Linked DNA regions of Homo sapiens: region 2 is linked to region 1. A link is a loop called in an ENCODE intact Hi-C map of the cell type or tissue named here. Cell type or tissue: Calu3. All regions are shown on one strand. Links, peaks and the distances in the headings refer to the core of each region. The heading gives the core; the rest is flanking DNA.

The links. Hi-C counts contacts between places; a loop is a spot of excess contacts. Peaks named below come from ENCODE experiments on the same cell type or tissue, not always from the same donor. Only the 100,000 strongest peaks of a DNase experiment are listed, where the experiment ranks them.
Region 2: it touches region 1 in a loop (4-fold over the local background); 9 of 110 quality-filtered maps call a loop at or near these places.

Annotation. Positions count from the first base shown.
Region 1 is chrX:47,024,651-47,035,454 of GRCh38, reverse strand. JADE3 (jade family PHD finger 3) reads right to left here. Exons shown (of 11, transcript NM_014735.5): 5 at 10,541-10,731; 6 at 7,352-7,563; 7 at 1,667-1,834. Among named protein-coding and RNA genes, the nearest start is that of RGN, 48 kb to the left of the region's middle. In Calu3, for the core only: no CTCF peak of the experiment used is centred there; a DNase peak (open chromatin) is centred at 4,954.
Region 2 is chrX:46,799,248-46,810,051 of GRCh38, reverse strand. No RefSeq gene overlaps it. Among named protein-coding and RNA genes, the nearest start is that of RP2, 32 kb to the left of the region's middle. In Calu3, for the core only: no CTCF peak of the experiment used is centred there; a DNase peak (open chromatin) is centred at 6,651.

The DNA of each region.
Region 1 (10,804 bases), core at 3,034-8,033:
TTTATTTTATGTCTAGATGTTCTTAGTGAGAAAAAGAAACTACTATTCAAATATTTTTTTAAAATACTGATGTCTATAGCCATAGGAATACAAAAGTATATATATGGGACTTTTAGTGTAACTCTGAGCTTCTTTATTAGACAATAACTCCCCTGGAACCAATATTAACAAGATTAAAAACAAGAAAATCTTAAAGGAGAATGAGTTACTGATATAATGTCAGCTCCCCATTAACTAGATTCTGCAGTCTCTCTTGTCATGCAGTTAAACTGCCTAACAAATTTGCTGGTTTGGATAGTGGCTGGGGAGAGAGGGCATGAGTGGGATATCCACACAGCTAAAGAAAAAAAAAGGCAGCCATAAGAAGAAATGTCTTCAAGCCCCATTTTAATTAAGTTAGTGTACATGTAGCCACTCAGGAAATACCAGCAACTGAAGGACCAGGCTAGATAATGATAAAAAATTGAATTTTGAGTAAAGAAGGTCTTTGGCAGGTGTTGAGTGTAAGCCCTAAAAAGAGCTTCAAAAAGTAAAGGGCATCGGCCGGGCGCAGTGGCTCACGCCTGTAATCCCAGCACTTTGGGAGGCCTAGACAGGTGGATCACGTGAGGTCAGGAGATCGAGACCATGCTGGCTAACACGGTGAAACCCCGTCTCTACTAAAAATACCAAAAAAAAAAAAAAAAAATTAGCCAGGCATGGTGGCGGGCACCTGTAGTCCCAGCTACTCGGGAGGCTGAGGCAGAAGAATGGCGTGAACCTGAGAGGTGAAGTTTGCAGTGAGCCGAGATAGCGCCACTGCACTCCAGCCTGGGTGACAGAGCGAGACTCTGTCTCAAAAATAAAATAAAATAAATAAAAATAAAAAAGTAAAGGGCATCATCACAGTAGACAAAGAGTTACTGCTCACTTTATTTGTAATAGCCTAAACCTGTAAACAACCCAAATGCCCATCAAAGGAAAATGAATAAATCAGAGTATATCCATACAATGGAATATTAGCAATAGAAAGGAATAAACTATTGATATACACCACAACATGGAGTGTTAGCCAGACCGAAAAAAATACATACTGTATGAAGTTTAAAACCAGATAAAATTAATCTATCATGATCAAGACAAAAATGGTGGTTATTCTTGGGGGATAGAGACTGGAAAGTGGGTATAGAGGATCTTTCTGGGGTGCTTTATGTCTATTTTTAGGGTATTTCATGTCTTGGTCTGAGTTGTGGTTACAGATACAAACGTGTAAAATATCACAAAACTCTACACTTAAAATTTGGCATCTAAATATAAGTTTTACCTTAAAAAATTCTGCTGCTCACACCCTGGTCTTTTGTGTCTCTCCTCTCATACAAATTTATCAATTTATACATGATATACCCAAATATCATGTATATATTTGGGTATTATCCCAAATATCGTGTATATATTCGGGTATTATCCCAAATACCACTGGGAATACCACCTATATATTAATCACCATGGGCTTACATGCAAGTGTGCATCCAATAAGGATCTGAGGTAGCTCAAGTGGAAGTACTATTACTTCAGAAACATGGGCAAGCATGAAGCATTTCCATACTGAGCCTGAGTCAGTCTGAATGCTGTGGGGAACAGGGACACCCTGGAGCAAATGGTCTCACGGGCCTGGATGAATTCTTACCTCTGGGATCCACAGGGCACAGCTGACATGAGCCCATTTAGTCCCTGTCTTGGTGGTCTTCAGGGCTCCACCTTTCTTTGGACATAACACACATTGCGGATAAATGCCCAGGACACAGGAGCGACACAGCCAGCTGCCTTCTGGGACCTTGAGGATGCCATAGCAGGCCTGGAGGTATGAGGAGGAGAGGGGAGAATGGTCAGCACCTTCTCACCAGGGTTGGTATCTGTTCTGATACACAGTCACAGAGTATCCTCTGCTTTTGGGAGAAAGGCAAATAAAGCCGAACAAGCTTATATCCAGTATCGAGTGATTTAAAAATACTCAAAAAAGCAACTTCCAGCATCTCTCCTAAGATCAGCATGTCTGTCCATGAGAACTGACTTTAAGGATGATAGAACAAGACGAGGAGATACAGCCAACCGTTAACCCAACTGTTATCTGAGTGTTGTGATTACAGCATTTTTTGGTCTGTTTTCTAAAGCTTCTTCAATGACTATGTATTATAATTAGTCAAACACTTATTGAACATTTCCTAAAAGTCATACACTGTTGTGATCAAGAAAAAAGTTTTAGAAAATAAAGAGAATGAAACTTCTGAGGAGCAAATGAACTGACGTTTATAAAAAGCCTATTAACGCCTGGTGCATAAAAAGTACTCAGTAAATCGTAGCAATTGCTTGCTTGGGTTGAAGAAACAGGGACTTGTGAATGAATCTTGAATAGAATATTACACTAATCACAATAATTCATAATGAGTTCTGGAAGGTGCTTCAAATCCTTTATGGAATGAAGTTGGACAAATAATTACTGTGAGAAACTGGAGATTAGTTTGGGAAACATTCTAGACTCCCTTTTTGCTATCCCCAATTTTGCCCATCATTTCCTCCTTACTGCTCTACTCTATTAGAGACTAACTGATTCAATATGGCAGCTTCAAAATTTCTGTCTGCCTCAGGAGATTCACCCTCAACTCAGATTCAAGTTATAACAGTTACCATAATATCGGTCCCCCCACAACCTGGTCCTTTTCCAAGCTCCTTCTTTCCGTGTCACCACCATACTTCCTATCTTCCAGATCCAAATTCCTAGACTTGTATTACTCACTTTCTTTCATCTGCTGACCTGGTACTTGCTATTCTCCCTACAGTGGCCCCAAGACTCTGACGTTCCTCTCCGTCCTCACCACTTGCTCTATCCAAGTTCTCATTATGCCATGCCTGGATTGATTAATTTCTACATTTTCTTTTTCCCCCTGCACGCCTTCAACCCTTCTTCTACTTGACTGCCAGATTCTCCTCACTAAAAGAATTCATACCATTGTACAGTGGCAAGCCCTTTAGATATTCCTTCTGCTCTTACCTGCTCCCCACTATCCAAACTAGGGGTTGGCTATTTTCCAAGGTCTGTTTTATAAAGCCAACAAGCTAAGAATGGTTTTCACATTTTTAAAGGGTTGTAAAGAGAAGAAGAAGAACATGTAACAGAGACTGTATGTGGCTATAAAGACTGAAATATTTACAGCGGATCCTTAAAGAAAAAGTTTGCCGGTTCCTTATCTAAAGCCTGTTGTTCCTTGTACTTCACTATCTGATCTCATGCCCCACTATACCCAAACACAGGGCTTCTGACTTGGACAGGCAGGCCTCCTGGTTTTCTCCATAACTGGTCATTCTTATTTTCACATCCATGTGTCTAAGCAGCTTCCCTGCTCTACATGGTCAACTGTTGTTTGCATAGTTGGACCTTTCTCACCCTTCCAGACCCGGTTCAAACTCCAGGCCCCTCCAAAAATCCTGCTCAGGTCACTGTAGCCCCTTGCGTTTGTCCCACTGCCTGACTCCCATCCTCCACTCCATGCAATTTCCCTCACCAAGTACATAGTCAGCATCATGTGTTCTTTAATTTTATTATTATTTTTTTTGAGACAGGGTCTTGCTCTGTCACCCAGGCTGGAATGCTGTGGCATGATCTTGGCTCACTGTAGCCTCAACCTCCTGGGCTCAAGCAATCGTCCTACCTTAGCCTCCCGAGTACCTAGGAGCACAGGCATGTGCCACTCTGCCCAGCTAATTTTTGTAGAGACGAGGTTTTGCAATACTGCCCAGGCTACTCTCAAAATCCTGGGCTCAAGTGATCCACACTTTGGTCTCCCAAAGTGCTGGAATTACAGGTGTGAGTCACAGCACCCGGCCAGCATCATGTATTCTTTTTCTCTACATTTGCTGTTGTGTTTCTTCTCCTCAGTGACATTTTTAGTATTTTTTTTTCTTTTAATTAACCCTGGCCTACAGAACTCAATGAGATTTTAAAGTCACTAGAGGTAGAGCTGTTATCATCAATTTACCTGGAATGCCCCCTATGCTGAGCTTGAGTAGGTGGTTGGATAAAACAAATGTATTTAGCTCAAGAACTGAAGCTGGACTCTAGGTAGGCTCCTCTCACAAGAGCAAGGCATCATTTTATAAGGTTTCTAACCTTTAAAGCTCTTTGTCTGAGGCCCAGAATGTTTGCTAGGAAATGAAAGCAAGCTTCCTCCCTAAAATAGAGTCTCTTTCAGACTGGCAGAAGAGAGGTCAGGTCAGTGACTGGCTCTTGGAATATCCTTTAGCTCCTGGCCAGTCTATAGGGCAGAACATCATTTACTGAGCCCTTTTGTGGACTTACTCACAGTCATAAGATCATAGATACATGTAAAAGGATTTAGAATGGCCCTAACTTTCACATTTTTTTTTTTTTGAGATGGAGTCTCACTCTGTCGCCCAGGCTGGAGTGCAGTGGCGCAATCTTGGCTCACTGCAATGTCCACCTCCTGGGTTCAAGCAATTCTTCTGCCTCAGCCTCCCGAGCAGCTGGGACTACAGGTGCATGCCACCACACCCAGCTCATTTTTGTATTTTTAATAGAGACGGGGTTTCACCATATTGGCCAGGCTGGTATTGAACTCCTGACCTCGTGATCCACCCGCCTCGGCCTCCCAAAGTGCTGGGATTACAGGCGTGAGCCACCATGCCCGGCCCAACTTTCACATTTTTTAAAGAAAAAATGTTAAATTCATTGTTAAAATCTAAAGGCTACTTATGTACACATCTCTTCTAAAGTACACATAAGTGTATTTTTTGTCACTGAGGAACAAACACTGAAATGTAATATGGTGTCACTAAAGAAGAAAAATCATGTTTAATAAATTCAGATGTCAACATGTCCCCATTCTGTTAGGGAGTAAACCAAATCTTCCAAGGTATTTTAAGTCACTTTTCAGCCAACAGAGGGAGCTCTAAGCCAAGTATCTCTTTAGAATCCAAGTAAATATACTCACTTTGGAAGAATCTCTTATGTGAAACTTTATAGGGTACCAATGTCCCAGCTTTAATACATACCAGTTTACATACTGCAAGGTCTGGTCAGTTATTGCCATCTCATCTCTTTCTATGTGAGAAAGGGGTATCATTTATATTCATTACCGGAATCGTTTTTAAGACTAATAAATAGCATTGGAGATAATTATGCTACATTTGAGTTTGTTAAAGAACCTGAGAATACTTACTATTTTGTCCCAACTGTAAAGGACAAACATAGGAAATATATACAGATGACCTTTATGCTATTCCTTTTAAGCCTACTACAGATCCACAATCATTTATCTGAAACCTCTAGGGTAAGAAAAATTAGGAAATTCAGAATTGCTCAGATCTTAGGAAAGTATATATATATATATAGTATATGACCTAAGCCCCCAGTGGGACCAGGGGCAATACCATATAACCAAACACATTAATAGTTCTCTAACAAAATATATGAGTATTTAAACAAAATGGATAAGGACTACAAATGGCCTCATACTGGGTGGGTTGTGGTATTGTCCTCAAATCAGTTCTGGTGTGAAACTTCAGCAAAAACATGCGTTTTTCAGAACTTTATAATTTTGGAATTGCAGAGAAAGGACTCTGGGCTTGTATTGTGAGATATAATACTTAAGTTCATAGTTAAATGGTAAAGATTTTCTGCTCTCACTTAAAGTCTGATATAAATGCCAATAATTGGTAAAGTGAAGACAAATTTTCAAAATTCACTTTGTTAAAGGTAAATGAAGAAAAAGACCCAATTGGTCACAGAATAATTCTGAGTACCTTTTACATACAGGGTGGTTAGGTTAAGAGGCCCAGGGAATTAAAATAATCTTAAGCCCTGGTTTCTATCTGCTATGTTATCTATTCTAATTACTTTAGTCATTTTGTAGCCAGAATGATCTTTCTAAAATACATATCATATCCTCCAGGGTTGACAGGACAGAACTGAAGTTCCTTAGTTTGTCAGACGGTCCTTTACACACGTCTCTTGTATCCCTCTCTACCCTCACTTTCCATGCCTTCCCTACTCTACTCTGCCACTTTACAGTTTCTGAAGGCTTCAGTTGCCTCTGACATATTTTGCCTGCTTTCACTACCCTGTCTGAACATTTCTCCTCTCTGCCTGAACACACATTGCTGGTTTACTTGACATCTCCTTTTGGACATTAAGATTTAGCTTGGGTGCTACCTCCTGGAAGTTGTCCCTGACCCTCGTTTCTCACAGATGCATTTCCACAGCAGCTTGGACTTATATCTATAAAAACACTTGGCATATGATGCTAAATTGGCAGTTTCCTTATATTTCTTTCACCAGACTATGATCTCCCTGGGGGCACAGACCATGTCTGCCTCTTCATCACTGACTGTGTCCTCAGCATGCATCACAATCCTGGCCCACGGAGTACTGTACCTATTTGCTAGACAAATTAACAAAATGAATGAAATATACAACAGGTTCAGAAGAATGAAAAATCACTTAGGGTAAGGGAGTTCAAGAAAGGATTTGAACTAGACCTTGAAAAATATATAGATTTTTGATAGCTGGGACATAGGAGGAGGCATTTACAAATTGGAGTGTGGCTGAAACATGGGAGATAGGACAGTGTCAGGAATATTCATCACTGCACCTTGAGTAACCTTATTTTGTTGGAACACAGTGCTTGTGGGGGAAAAAATGGAAAGAGCTGAAAGGAGGGTTGATATCATAATCATCATTATTAATTAAAAAGGCAGTATAGTAGAAAGAATGACAAATAACCAGCTTGGGTAAAGTCACTTCACCTCTCCCGGTATTTGTGTAAAATTGAGGAGTTAGACAGTCTTTTGCAGTCCTAAAATTCTGTGATCTTTAAAAGTGGGGTGGACATTCTTAGGAGTGGCATGTTTAGGGGATGGGGGAGGGTTACAAGTGCCAGGATAAGGAGTCTGGACTTCTATTTGTAGGAAGTGTAAACTCACCAAGGTTACTGACCATGGGTGTAACCTCATGAGGCCATGGAGATTTGAAGGAAGAGGAGAGACCTCAGACAGGCAGCAATGAGATCCCCCTGGGGCAGGGGCCTAGGGGCAAGCTGAACAAGGCAATCCCAATGGTCTGGGCATAAAGTGACACAATAAAGACCTGGGTTTAGCCCCATGGGGTAAAGTTAGTCAGCAAGTCATCTTGGGGGTCATAAGAAGCATTGTTTCTAGAGGAAATACTGAAGAACAACCAGGCCAAATCTTTATTTTCACCCTTAAATGCAAGCTGCTACCCAGATATGCGTGCTGGAGATCATCACTGAGCTTCAGAAAGGCTGACCGTAGGGAGATGACGGTCTCCACTCTCACTAACCTGATGCACACAGACGTTACACTTATCACAGAACACCATATCATTCCCTTCTTCACTGTCTGGAGACCGGCACACATCACAGATCACATCTTCATCATACTCTATGCCTAGCCCTTCCTCTGTCTCAATAGCATGGTTCATATTTTCATGGCAATGGCGTTCCAGGACTTCTACTGTCTTTTCCATAAGATTCTCATCAACTGGCCCACAACCTGCACAGAAATACAAACAATCAATCAACCCATCAGTCAGCTGTCATTCCCAAAACACCTACTGTGAGCCCAGTGCAGGAGTGGGTAGGATTCTAAAGGATAAAAACATCTCTTTCCTGCTCTAAAACAACCAGATTTCAAAAAATCTTTTGCTAGTGCTACTCTAACATTTACCTATAATCATATATTAGTGTTTGACACATGAAAGGAGATGTATATTTCACCATGTTCCTTAGAAGATATATTACTGACCCTTTCGATTTCTTGTCCAAATCCTTGCCAGTCTCCTCTTAAATCTCTATATTTTCTCTTATTCTCACTGTAGGAGGACTTTCACCAAGCTTTATAATTCTGGACACGATAATTTGTAGCATAGTAATTAAAATCACATAACTATTTGGATATAATAATTCATTCTTAGCAAGTTAGCTTCAATGAGCATATCTAATGATTATACAAGGAAATTTTCATATAAAAATGTATGAAGCCCATAAAAGAAAATTCTAGGTCCCATGTGTAGGTGATTACACATATAAAATATTTTGTTTTTCAAATATGACTTTTAAAAAATCTAATAATATTTTTCAATGGCAAACTATAACAACATATAAACCTGTTAATATTCACAAAGGTCTAACTTCAATTCTGGAATTACCTTCTTTGCTTCCTGATTCCTTTTCTCAGCTATAACTTTATCTTAGCCTTCCACACTTATTAATCAAATTTTGTGACAGCACTTATGTATTTATTCTAACAACTTGTAAACTCCGGAATAATCCTCAAGATGATCCAAAACAAATGTACCCAAGTATTCCACTTCATTTGTAATATAAGATGTCCTAAGAAACTTTAGAATTCCACATAAACTACCATTTTAAGGTGTGGCTACTTATGAAACCAAAAACTGCCCAGGCCTTATGTTTCATTTTTCCAGCCAAGACAAGTTACACATTTTTTTTTTGGAGTAAAGGAATATAGTGTCTGGTTACAAGAAAACTTGGATTAAAATTCCAACCTTACCTCATATTAGCTATGTAAACTTTGACACGTTATTTATCCTCTTTAGGGCTTAGTGTTCTTATCTATGAAATTAGTATAATAATAAGAAACCCACTGATTTGTTGTGAAGCTGAGATGAAGTAATATTGGTACATTGCTTAGTATGGTGCTTAATATGTAGTCAGCACTCAACTTAAAAAGTTCTTAATTCATAATACGCTTAATATTGTTTTTAAAAAGTTTACTTTAAGCTCTTAGACACCTCACTGCAATATCATTCACCCTAAAGAAAAGCTTGAGATACTGCAATCCTCTTTTAAAATTCTTACAAGCCTAAATGCAATGTGGTATACTTGATGGGATCCTGGAACAGAAAAAGGTTGTAAGTGGAAAAAAAAACCTTGAAATCCCAATAAAGTCTGAAGTTAACAGTAATGTACCAGTATTGGTTTTGTAGTTTTGACATATGTACCATGGTAAAGTAAGATGTTAACATTAGGGGAACTGAAACTGTGAGGTGTATATGAGAACTCCCTGTACTAACTGCAACTTTTCTGTAAATCAAACTATTCCAAAATAAAAAGTTTATTTAAAAAACTCACCCAAGGAGAATTAATTACAAAATACCAAAGGAACCTCATAATAAGGTAGTTTCATGCCAAAGGCAGCCTTGCAATGATTGTGATAGCTATGGATATTATATGCATTATGAACACAAGCGCACATTGAGCCATGAATCCATTTGATTATGTCCTCATATTCTGATTTTACTTCTCTGTCAGTCTTTCATTCCCTTCTCTTTGTGGTTGCCACCCTAAATTTACCACTCCCCTCTCCTCTTAGGGGGCAGAGCAAGAAAAGACATAAAACAAAAAGCTTTAAAAATCAAGGAATAAGGATTGGTTACTGGCAGAGTAACTATCATTCCCATGCCAAACTGCTTTAATATAATTTCAGTTTTTTATTCATGTGCATTCAGATACTAGCCTCAAAAGAAAGAAAGGAAAAAGGGAGGGCGGGAAGAAAAGAAAAACCACTGATCCTTATACTAACAATGAACAAATGTGATTCAAACAAAAATGAAATAAAATGTGATTCAAACAAAAATGAGATCAAATGTATCCTTCACCATATCTTATACGGAGTCTTAAAAACTACCCACAGATCTACAGGAAAACTTGGACGTGAACACTGCTTAGACTGAAAACAGATGAACAAGAACTGTGTGTAAGTATAAAATGAGTTATCTTTCAGCCTAGCATTTCTCAGTATTGTTGGTATGGTATTGTATGGCACACATTTACTTTAAAATTATTAATTATGTTTACTTCCATATGTAAACATAAATTTATTTGCTTGTTTTTGTTTCATTTTATCTTTTGAATATTGTATGACAACTCTAGAACTCCGTGGAAGTAGCTAAGAACTGCTTTGTGAATGTTTTGCTCTAGGCCTGCAACTTTTCTTCCAGGTAGCAAGTCCTGCATTAAGGGGTACTGTCACAGCAATCTGTCAGTTGCAGTGGTGCTGCTCAATACTGAAGTTGGAGATTCTCTCCAAGCCCCTGCCAGAGGGGCCTCTACCTCTGGCCCTGCTCACTGATCACACTGCTTTTCAGGCCAGGAACCTGCCTCAGAATTCTCAACCAGAAGTCCAATCAGCTATGGCCAATCAGCTATGGCCATTCTCAAACTTCCTGAATTGGGAAACAACTTCATGAGACCTATATGCTATCCTTGATCTGTGCCATTAACTATGAATGAGGAAAGAAAAGGTCATATTTAAATATTATTGCTTTATTTCTATGTATGCATTTGAAGAAATATCTCACTGAAATAAGATAAAATCAATGAGAAAAATAAATGAAAAGGCCAGAAAAGAAAGGAGGCAACAAAAATAAAAACAAGCTAAAGGGTTCTGATAACTTAAAAAAAAAACATGAATTAAGTCACAACTTACTTGTGAGAAAAGAACTTACCCATTTCTGCAAGGTCTTCATTGAGTTCCTGAAGCCAGAAGATGTCCATGTCATCTAGGTCATAGCGGCAAACAGATGCTGCCAACTCCATGATGTTGATGTAGCCAGGCTCTGTGGTGTCTGGGCTGGAGCAGTGAATATACTTCCGGGGTCGGATAAACAGAACGTCCTTTACCTTCTCAGCTATAATCCTAGAAAAGCAACAGAAAGACAATGATAACAATCAACAAATGACAGATTTCAGGCACTGAATGGATGGCTAAA
Region 2 (10,804 bases), core at 3,734-8,733, 230 kb after region 1:
TAAGAGAGAAAATAGACTGGAAAATAATGAACAGAGCCTCAGGGACCTATGGGACAATAACAAAATTTAGTAAAAGACATAAACCTAAAAACTTAAGAAGCTGAGCAAATCCTAACAGGATAGACCTAAAGGAATCGGCAGTCAGACACATCATAATCAAATTTCTGAAAAGTAATGACAAAGGAAAAATTCTTGAAAGCAGCCAGAGAAAAACGATGCATTCCCCATAAGTAATGTTCACAGTAGCTTTATTTGTAATAGCCAGAAACTCGGAACAAGCCAAATGCCCTTTAATGGGCAAATAGGTAAAGTGGTACATCCATACAGTGAACTACTACTCAGGCAGAACAAGGAATATATTACTGATACATGTAACAACTTGAATTATGTTTTTTCTCATGTTTTCTCATGTTATTATGCTGAGTGAAAAAAGACAATTTGCTGTGTTGTTTCTCAAAATGTTCAATTTATATGACACTCTTGAAATGACAAAATTTTAATGATGAGAACAGATTAATGGTTGGCGGGGGCTAGGGATAGGGTATAATTATAAAGAGGTAGCAAAAGGAAGTTTCTTTGTGGCAGTGGACTAGTTCTGTGTCCTGATTGTGGTGGTGGTTACATGAATCTATACTATACAATCACCCCTCAAAGTAAACATATATAAAAACTGGTGAAATCCACCAGTTCTATAGTTCTGTAGTTTCATTAAGTTCATTCAGTTCCATAGTTTCTGTTCTTTCTTCCTTCCTGCCTTCCTCCCTTTCTCCCTTCCTCTCCTTCTCTCCTTCTCTCCTTCTCTCTTTCTCTCTTTCTTTCTTCACAGTTTCGCTCTTGTGGCCCAGGCTGGAGTGCAGTGGCATGATCTCGGCACACTGCAACCTCCACCTCCCAGGTTCAAGGATTCTCCTGCCTCAGCCTCCTGAGTAGCTGGGATTACAGGTGCCTGCCACCATGCCTGGCTAATTTTTGTATTTTTAGTAGAGACGGGTTTTCACCATGTTGGCCAGGCTAGTCTTGAACTCCTGACCGCAAGTGATCTGCCTGCCTTGGCCTCCCAAAGTGCTGGGATTACAGGCGTGAGCCACCCGCACCCGGCCAGTTCTGTAGTTTCATTAAGAGTATTGTGACAATGTCAGTTTACTGCTTTTGATTATATACTATGGTTATGTCAAAAGCTATCGTTACAGGAAAGCTGGGAACAGGTATATGGGATCTCTCTATAGTATTTTTGCAACTTCTTGTGAGTCTTAAATTATTCCAAAATAAAAAGTTAAATAAAAACTAATAAGAAATAATCAATGAGGTGGAAGAAGAGTCCAGAGGCCACAAGAAGAAAGTCTTTCACGTAGACTGAAATGACCACAGGATTTGGTTACGTGGAGGTTGTTAGGGACTTAGGACAAGAGCAGTTTTTGTGGAGATACAGGAACGAAAGCCTGACTGGAGGGTGTTCAAGAGAGACTGAAAGGAGAGGAGATGGGAACAATGAATATAGTGTGGAAAAGTTAAGGTTCATTTTGAAAAACAACAACAACAACAACAACAACAACAACAACAACAACAAAACAGGCTGGAGGTGGTGGCTCACGTCTGTAATCCCAGCACTTTGGGAGGCAGAGGTGGGTGGATCACTTGAAGTCAGGAGTTTGGGACCAGCCTGGCCAACATGGTGAAACTTTGCCTCTACTAAAACTACAAAAAGTAGCTGGGCATGGCGGTGCATGCCTGTAATCCCAGCTACTAGGGAGGCTGAGACAGGAGAATCACTTGAACCCGGGAGGTGGAAGTTGCAGTGAGCCGAGATTGTGCCACTGCACTCCAGACCGGCTGACAGAGCGAGATTCTGTCTCACAAAACAAACAAACAAACACCCTCAAAACCAAATAGAAGGTCAGTCATGGTGGCTCACGCCTGTAGTCCCAGAACTTCGGGAAGCTGAGGTAGGAGGATCTTTTGAGACCAGGACGTTGAGACCAGCCTGGGCATTATGGCGAAGCCCATCTCTTCCAAAAAAATACACAAATTAGCCAGGCGTGGTGACACATGCCTGTTGTCCCAGCTACTTGGGAGGCTGAGATGGGAGGAACACCTGAGCCAAGGACATCAAGGCTACAGTGAGCCATGTTTGCACCACTGCACTCCAGCCTGGGTGACAGAATGAGACCCTGTCTCAAAACAAACAAACAAACAACCTGAAAAAACAACAAAACACATTAATTTCTATCTCATAGATTTTTTTTCATGTTACATAAGCTACATGTTAAGTTGTAAATCACCATTAAATTATTTAACTTTGTAAGTAGGCTCTGGTGTTATAAAATACGTGATACTTTCCTGCCTTGTTTTGTACATCTGTTTTTAAAAATACAATTATGTCACTCTGAGGGCCTCTGAGGGATAAATTATACTACTTGTTAATAACCAGGGTAGCAAGAGACAGTGTTTGAAGATAAGATGGAAAAATAATGCAGCAGATTAATTAATAATGTGACACATCTGGATGTTTTCAACTCTCAGACTGCAGTAATGATCCTATCTCCTTGACTACCAGCAGTTCATGCTTGTTGTCAAAAACAAAAACAGTCTTGCAGAAGCTTAAAGTAGAAATAGTAAATAGAAAACTGCTTTCTCTCTGCAAAAAACAAACAGAAAACTCCACCAAAATGCTTTTCCTGTAATCCCAATAATACGATTTGTTATAAACAGATAAACAATGTAAGTTAAAGGCGAGGCCTTATGCTTGACAAAATTAAGAGATCTACGTAGCACTTTCAGAAGAAGACTTAACTGAGATTCCAACTATAGCATCTGTGTTGGAAGAAAAAAGTCAAGACCAAAAAAACATAATCAAAGAGTCAGAGGCCAGGTGCGTTGGCTCACGTCTGTAATCCCAGCACTTTGGGAGGCTGAGGTGGGCAGATCACTTGAAGTCAGGAGTTCAAGACCAGCCTGGCCACTGTTGTGGAACCCCATCTCTACTAAAAATACAAAAATTAGCCAGGTGTGGTGGCACACACCTGTAGTCCCAGCTACTCGGGAGGCTGAGGCAGGAGAATCGCTTGAACCTGGGAGGCGGAGATTGCAGTGAGCTGAGATCACACCACTGCACTCCAGCCTGAGTGACAGAGTGAGATTGTCTCAAAGAAATAATTTAAAAAATTAAAAAATTTTTAAAAGGCCGGGCACAGTGGCTCACGCCTGTAATCCCAGCACTTTGAGTGGCCGAGGTGGGTGGATTACCTGAGGTCGGGAGTTCGAGACCAGCCTGGCTAACATGGTGAAAACCCATCTCTACTAAAAATACAAAAATTAGCCAGGTGTGGTGGTGGGTGCCTGTAATCCCAGATACTGGGGAGGCTGAGGCAGGAGAATCACTTGAACCTGGGAGGCGGACGTTGCAGTGAGCCGAGATCGCACCACTGCACTCCAGCCTGGGAGACAGAGCGAGACTCCATCTCAAATAAAATAAAATATAAGAAAGAATCTGGTTCAACATGCCCTGTGATCCTATCTAATCAGGACTCTGAGACAACTTCACCACATTGTTGTAATGAGAGAACCTAATGAATACCTGAAGCTCTGTTCTTAAAGAATAAGAGATAATACCAGTGTACATACGTGTAGCAGTTCAGTTCATCAATATCGCATCACTAATAAGTTTGTTTGTTTACTCTCTTGCTGATTCATTCGTTCATTCATGTATTTAACAGTTATTTATTGAGTACACCTACTATGCTAGACCCTGAGAATATAAGAATGGACAAGGTATGGTCCCTGCTGTCCACACAGTGCTTGCAATCTAGAGGGGAAAACCAAACAAAACAAAAACAGACAATTACAAGATAATGTAGTAATTATTATTATTGCTAACCTTTATTGTGTTCCACCCATGTGCTAGGTGCTATCCTAAATATTTGTCATGCATTATCTTAGTGAATTCACGCAACACCCTTATGAGTTAAGTGCTATTATCATTCCTATGTCAAAGATGAGAATAATAAAACCAAGAGTGCTTTGGTAACTTAATCAAGGCCACGCAATTTGGACAACGCCAGGGATGTCTTATTCCAAAGTCAGAAGTCAACTATAACAGCATCTGAAGCCTAGGGACTCAGGTAAGTTTTCCTAGACTGGGTAGCTTTAGCAGGAGGTGAGTTTAGAGAGATGACCAGGGGTCACATCATCACAGGTCTTTCAAACCCTCTAAGGATGTATCCTGAAAGCAATGCAATAGCATTTGTTTTAGTTATTATAACCTTGTAACTGTCAGTTCCAAAATGTAGGGGCTTAAAACAAGTACCATTTAATTGCTCACAATTCTGTCAGTTGGGAATCTGAGGATGGCTTAGTAGGGGCAGCTTGATCCCTCTCCATGTGTTGTCAACTGGGGTGGCTCCACAAGCAGTGAAGGATCCTAGATTACCTCATTCACATGTCTAGGACCTTGGTGGAGGATTTTGGCTGGGTGGCTTGCTTCTCTTTCACATAGCTTCCAAAAGAGCAGAAACGGAAGCTGCAAGGTCTCTTAAGGCTTAGGCCTTGAGCTGAACTGGCATAGCACCCATTTCCATCACATTCTATTGGTCAAAGCAGGCTACAAGATCAGACATGATTCAAGGGGAAGAAAGAGGCTCCACCTCTTGATAGTAAGAGTGGCAAAGTCATGGTGAAAAAGGCATTCAGGATGGGAAGGAGTGTTGTGGCAATCTTTGGAAGCAATCTACTACATCACAATGTTTTAAGAAGGGGCACAGCACGCAGGAAGGAGTAAGAAGACTGCTGCAGTTACCTGGGGCAGCAAGGGGGTAGGCCTGAATCCCAACCTGATTGACAACCAGAATTATCTGAGGCACTTATTAAAAATACAGATTCCCAGGCCCTGCCACAGACCTACTGAATCTGAACCCCTAGAAGTGAAGCCTGAAAATATACATTTTTAATGCTCTTTCTTTCAACAGATATTTGTTGGACACCTACTCTGTGCTAGGCACTATTCTGTGCTCTGGGGATAAAAAGTAGTGAATGATATAGACAAGGTTCCTGTTTTCTCCTGGGGGCAGGGAGTGAGGTGGGGGAAACAGACAAAAAAAAATTGAACAACTAAATAAACAAATGAATATATTTTTGTACCAAGATTATCCTTTCTGAAAATAAACAAAATCGGTTACTGTAAAATCATGACAAATACTTGAGAAAACAGGTGGAGATGAAAAAAATGGACATGTATATAAAGGTTATTTATTATAGCATTGTGGTAATGGCATTAGATTTGCGAAAAGTAGTTTTATTGAAGTGTGATTTAGGTACAATAAACTGCACTCACCTAAAGTGTACAATTCAGTAATTATTTTTTGAGATGGAGTCTCGCTCTGTCACACAGGCTGGAGTGCAGTGGCGTGATCTCTGCTCACTGCAACCTCCACCTCCTGGATTCAAGCGATTCTCCTGCCTCAGTCTCCTGAGTAGCTGGGATTACAGGTGTGCACCACCACACCCAGCTAATTTTTTATATTTTTGGTAGAGATGGGGTTTCACCATGTTGACCAGGCTGGTCTCAAACTCCTGACTTCAAGAGATCCACCCTCCCAGCCCCCTGCGCTTGGCCTACCAAAGTGCTGGGATTACAGGCGTGAGCCACCACGCCTGGCCCAATTCAGCAAATTTTGACAGATGTCACATCCCCTTATTCCCATATCCAATCCCCAGAACAACCACTGATCTGCTTTCTGTCACTATAGATCATCTTGCAATATTTAGAATTTCATGCAAATGGAATCATACAGTACATAATAGCAAGAGATCTTTCCTCACCTAAATGAACAGCAATAGTGGTACTTTGTGGTACATCTATTCAATAAAGTATTATGCAGCTGGGGGAGGGGAAGCTTTTCATGTATTAACCTGAAATAATTTCCCAAAAATATTGTTCAGTGGAAAATGCATGGCACAGAACAGTGTGTAAAGTGTGGTGCCACTTATATACAAAGGGAAAAAAATATACCCATATATCTGCTTGTCTACACATAGACCATCTCTGATAAAAGCTGGCAACATAGGTTGCCTCATGGGAAGAAAACTGGGTGTCTGGGAGATGGGATGGGGAAATGACTTTTCACTATAAAATGTTTTGTTCTGGCCGGGTGCGGTGGTTCACACCTGTAATCCCAGCACTTTGGGAGGCTGAGGCGGTCGGATCACCTGAGCTCAGGAGTTCGAGACCAGCCTGGCCAACATGGCGAAACTCCGTCTCTACTAAAAATATAAAAATTAGCAGGGCATGGTGGCAGGCGCCTGTAATCCCAGCTACTCAAGAGGCTGAGGCACAAGAATCGCTTGAACCTAGGAGGCGGAGGTTGCAGTGAGCTCAGATCATGCCACTGCACTCCAGCCTGGGCAACGAGAGCAAAACTCTGTCTCAATAAATAAATAAATAAATAAAATGTTTTGTTCCTTTTGAATTTTGCACCGCACGAGTTTATCACTGTCTTAGTCTGTTTGTTCTGCTATAACAAAATAACCTAAGACTAGGTAATTTATAAAGAACAGAAATTTATTTCTTACACTTCTGGAGGCTGGGAAGTCCAAGATCAGGGTTCTGGCACTGATATCTGGTGAGGGCTGCTCTCTGCTTCCAAGACAACACCTGTTGCTGTGCCCTCACATGGTGGAACGTGGAAGGGCAAGAAAGAGCCCTTTCCCTTCAAACTTAAGCGCTTTTATCAGGGTGCTGATCCCATTCATAAGGGTGGAGCCCTCATGACACAATCACCTCTCAAAGGTCATACTTCTTAACACTATTGCATTGGGGATAAAGTTTTAACATGAATTTCCCAGGGGACACAAACATTCAAATCACAACAATCACCTATTCAAAGAACAACTAAAGGCTGGGCACGGTGGCTCATGCCTGTAATCCCAGCACTTTGGGAGACCCAGGTAGGTGAATCACGAGGTCAGGAGTTAGAGACCAGCCTGGCCAACATGGTGAAACCCCGTTTCTATTAAAAATACAAAAAATTAGCTGGGTGTGGTGGCAGGCACCTGTAATCCCAGCTACTCAGGAGGCTGAGGCAGGAGAATTGCTTGAAGCCAGGAGGGGGAGGTTGCAGTGAGCTGAGATCGAATACTGCACTCCAGCCTGGGCGACAGAGCAAGACTCCATCTCAAAAAAACAAAACAAGACAACAACAACAACAAAACAAAGAACGGCTAAAATTTTAAAAATTTAAATTATAATAAATAGAATGAGAAATTTCCCTAACCTTGGTAGATGACTTTATATATTATGTAATGTCAAATGGACTATAAACTTCAAATGTTCTAATTCAAATTCGATTAAAATTATAGTCAAAACCAGAAGCCACAACTAAACAAACTGATCTTGAAATGCATATGGAAAAGGTAGCCAGAGAAATCTGAAAAAACAGAAGAGCAATGATAGAGGAACCAGAATGATCAGATATTAAGACATATTATAAAGCCTTAAGAGTGTAACTAGGGCCAGGCACAGTGACTCATGCCTGTAATCCCAGAACTTTGGGAGGCTGAGACTGGAGGATTAAGTGAGCCATGATTGTGCTACTGCACTCCAGCTTAGGAGACAAGGTGAAACCCTGTCTCAAAAAAAAAAGAGAGTGAACTTCAATATAAAGAGATAGACCGAGGGAATAGAAGAGGAAACCCAGGAATGGAAATTGATACATAATAATTGAATCAGTAGGAAAAAAATGGACTCAGTGGAGTACCAAGCTAGGAAGAGGGACAGTGCGATGGCTCACCCTAAGTATAGAAGCATAGGGGTTCACCATTATGAAGAATTTGCAAACAATAATAAGGATGGATAAATCAGTCTTATTTTTATCATCATCAGGCATCAGTGATTCTGAAGAATGTCAATGATAAAATTCTCCTCCTACTCCAGCTGCTGAATGGACTGCTCCTACCCCCACCCCCACCTTCTTTGGAATGCTACTGAATGGAATATTTAATATAGTATGTTGGGACAAGTGGATAGCAACAAAGAAATAAATGAAAATGATTCAAATAGAGATTAAAGGCTTTATATAGCCAATGGGCATCTGGGAGCACCTCAAAAGTAGGTAACTTCCTGAGCCAAAGCAGAATTGGAGTTGTCATCAGTAGGGAGAAGAGAGGAGTAAATGACTTTGGTCTTGTCCCAGATGCAGTTTCTTTATCTGTAACCATTGCAAAACTTGCAGTTAGAATGAATGGAACAGGTTTGGTTTTTCAGCTCTTTCTTGGGATGGTTGGTGTAAGGTGCAATTTCACGTTGACAGCTGTGTGTATGCGTGTGTGTGTGTGTGTGTGTGTGTGTGTGAAAGAGAGAGAGAGACAAAGAGAGTGAGAAAGACAGAGATAGACATAGAGACAAAGAGGTGACGAGTTAAGAAAGGGGGGCAGGGAAAGAGAGAGTGGAAGTGAGGGAGTGAGTGAGGGAGGGAAAGGGGGAGAGAGAAAGAGAGAAAATTTACAATCAAACCAAGGAATAAATGTTCTCTACTTGACACCTCTTAGGCCAGTTTGGGTCATTGGTCATTACCTCTGGAGTCATAACAGTTCCCAGAGAGAAATGCTGGATTAATTGTTGTAAGCCTGGGATTTGGCTTCTCAGGTAGGGGCAATAGGATTACCATGACTAGCCTAGACTTCTCAGGACCTGCCCCTCAAGGTGAGCTGGTATCACCTTCACTAAATTATAAAGGCTGAACAAATGGAGGGAGAGATACTTAAATAAAATTGGGGTTTCTTCAACAAGCAGGATAAAGGATGGATGCTGGGTAGGTAACCAACAATGTCACCACATATACACTTATTCCAAAGTGAAGTGCACATGTAGAAATTTTATTTATTTATTTATTGAGATGGATTTTCTCTCTTGTTGCCCAGGCTGGAGTGCAATGGTGCAATCTCAGCTCACTGCAACCTCCGCCTCCTGGGTTCAAGCAATTATCCTGCCTCAGCCTCCCGAGTAGCTGGGATTACAGGCGTCTGCCACCACTCCTGGCTAATTTTTGTATTTTTAGTAGAGATGGGGTTTCTCCATGTCAGTCAGGCTGGTCTCGAGCTCCTGACCTCGGGTGATCCACCCGCCTTGGCCTCCAAAAGTGCTGAGATTACAGGCGTGAGCGACCGTGCCCAGCCAGAAATTTTATTATAGTGAACTTTTAAAGTACCTATAAAGGTATAGGTACTATACCTATACTATACTATACCTATAAAGGTATAGGTACTATAAAGTTTTGTAAGTAAACATGGGGGCCACAGAAGGCAAAACAGTACAGTGTTTGAGCATGAGCTGTGAGGTCAGATTACAGTGGCTTGAATCCCAGGAACTTGTGACCACAGCCAAGTTAAGATTCCTGAACTTCACTTTCCTCCTATGTAAAATGGGGATAATGGCTGGGAGCAGTGCAAAGGACATGAACAAGCAATTCCCAGTCATGGAAATGCAAAAGAGCTACTAAATATTTAAAATAATTTAGGCTGGGCATGATGGCTCATGCCTGGCACTTTGGGAGGCAGAGACAGAGGATGCTTGAGCTCAGGAATGCAAGACCAGTCTGGGCAACATAGCAAGACCCCATCTCTACAAAAGAATTTAAAAATTAGCTGGACATGGTGGCGTGTGCCTGTGGTCCCAGGTACTTGGGAGACTGAGATGCGAGGATCACTTGAGCCTGGGAAGTCGAGGCTGCAGTGAGCTCTGATTGCACTCCAGCCTGGGCAACAGAGTGAGACCCTGTCTCAAAAGTAAAATAAAATAAGGATGGTGCTGCTGATGATAGTATGGTGCTTTCATAGAATTGTTGTGAGGATTAAAAGAAACAATGTATGCTAAATCAGAGTAGTTAGTAAGTGCTCAAAATCACTATTAAATAATTGACCAAAGATTAAAATGTTTTGTAATACTGAATTTGATTAACAATTGCTCTTATTTTATTAGGATTTGACAGAATTTCTTGAGATGTTTTACACGACTCAGCCTATTAGCATCTGTTTTCCCCCTGGTAGGATTGACATGTGTTAACATACCCATCGCTAGATTCCTATGGCAAGAACAAGAAGTTCACCTGACGAAGCATGGGCTGATCTACCTGGCCCCTCCACCTGAAAGAACCAAATCTATGATGACATTTATTTTATTTTATTTTATTTTATTTTATTTTATTTTATTTTATTTATTTTGAGACGGAGTTTTGCTCTTGTTGCCCAGGTGGGAGTGCAATGGCATGATCTTGGCTCACCACAACCTCCAACTCTGGGGTTCAAGTGATTCTCCTGCCTCAGCTTCCCGAATAGGTGTGACTACAGGCATGTGCCACTACACCTGGCTAATTTTCTGTATTTTTAGTAGAGATGGGGTTTCTCCATGTTGGTCAGGCTGGTCTCGAACTCCCAACCTCCGGCGATCCACCTGCCTCAGCCTCCCAAATTGCTGGGATTACAGGCATGAGCCACTGTGCCTGGCCTTATTTATTTCTTTTTGAGACAGAGTCTCACTCTGTTACCCAGAATAGAGTGCAGTGGTGCGATCTTGGCTCACTGCAGCCTCTGCCTCCTGGGTTCAAGCAATTCTCGAGGCCCAGCCTCCTGAGTAGCTGGGATTACAGGTGTGCACCACCACACCAGCCAATTTTTTTGTTGTTGTATTTTTAATAAAGATGGAGTTTCACCATGTTGGCCAGGCTGGTCTCAAACTCCTGACCTCAAATAATCTGCATGCTTTGGCCTCCCAAAGTGCTGGGATTACAGGCATGAGACATCATGCTGGCTTATGATG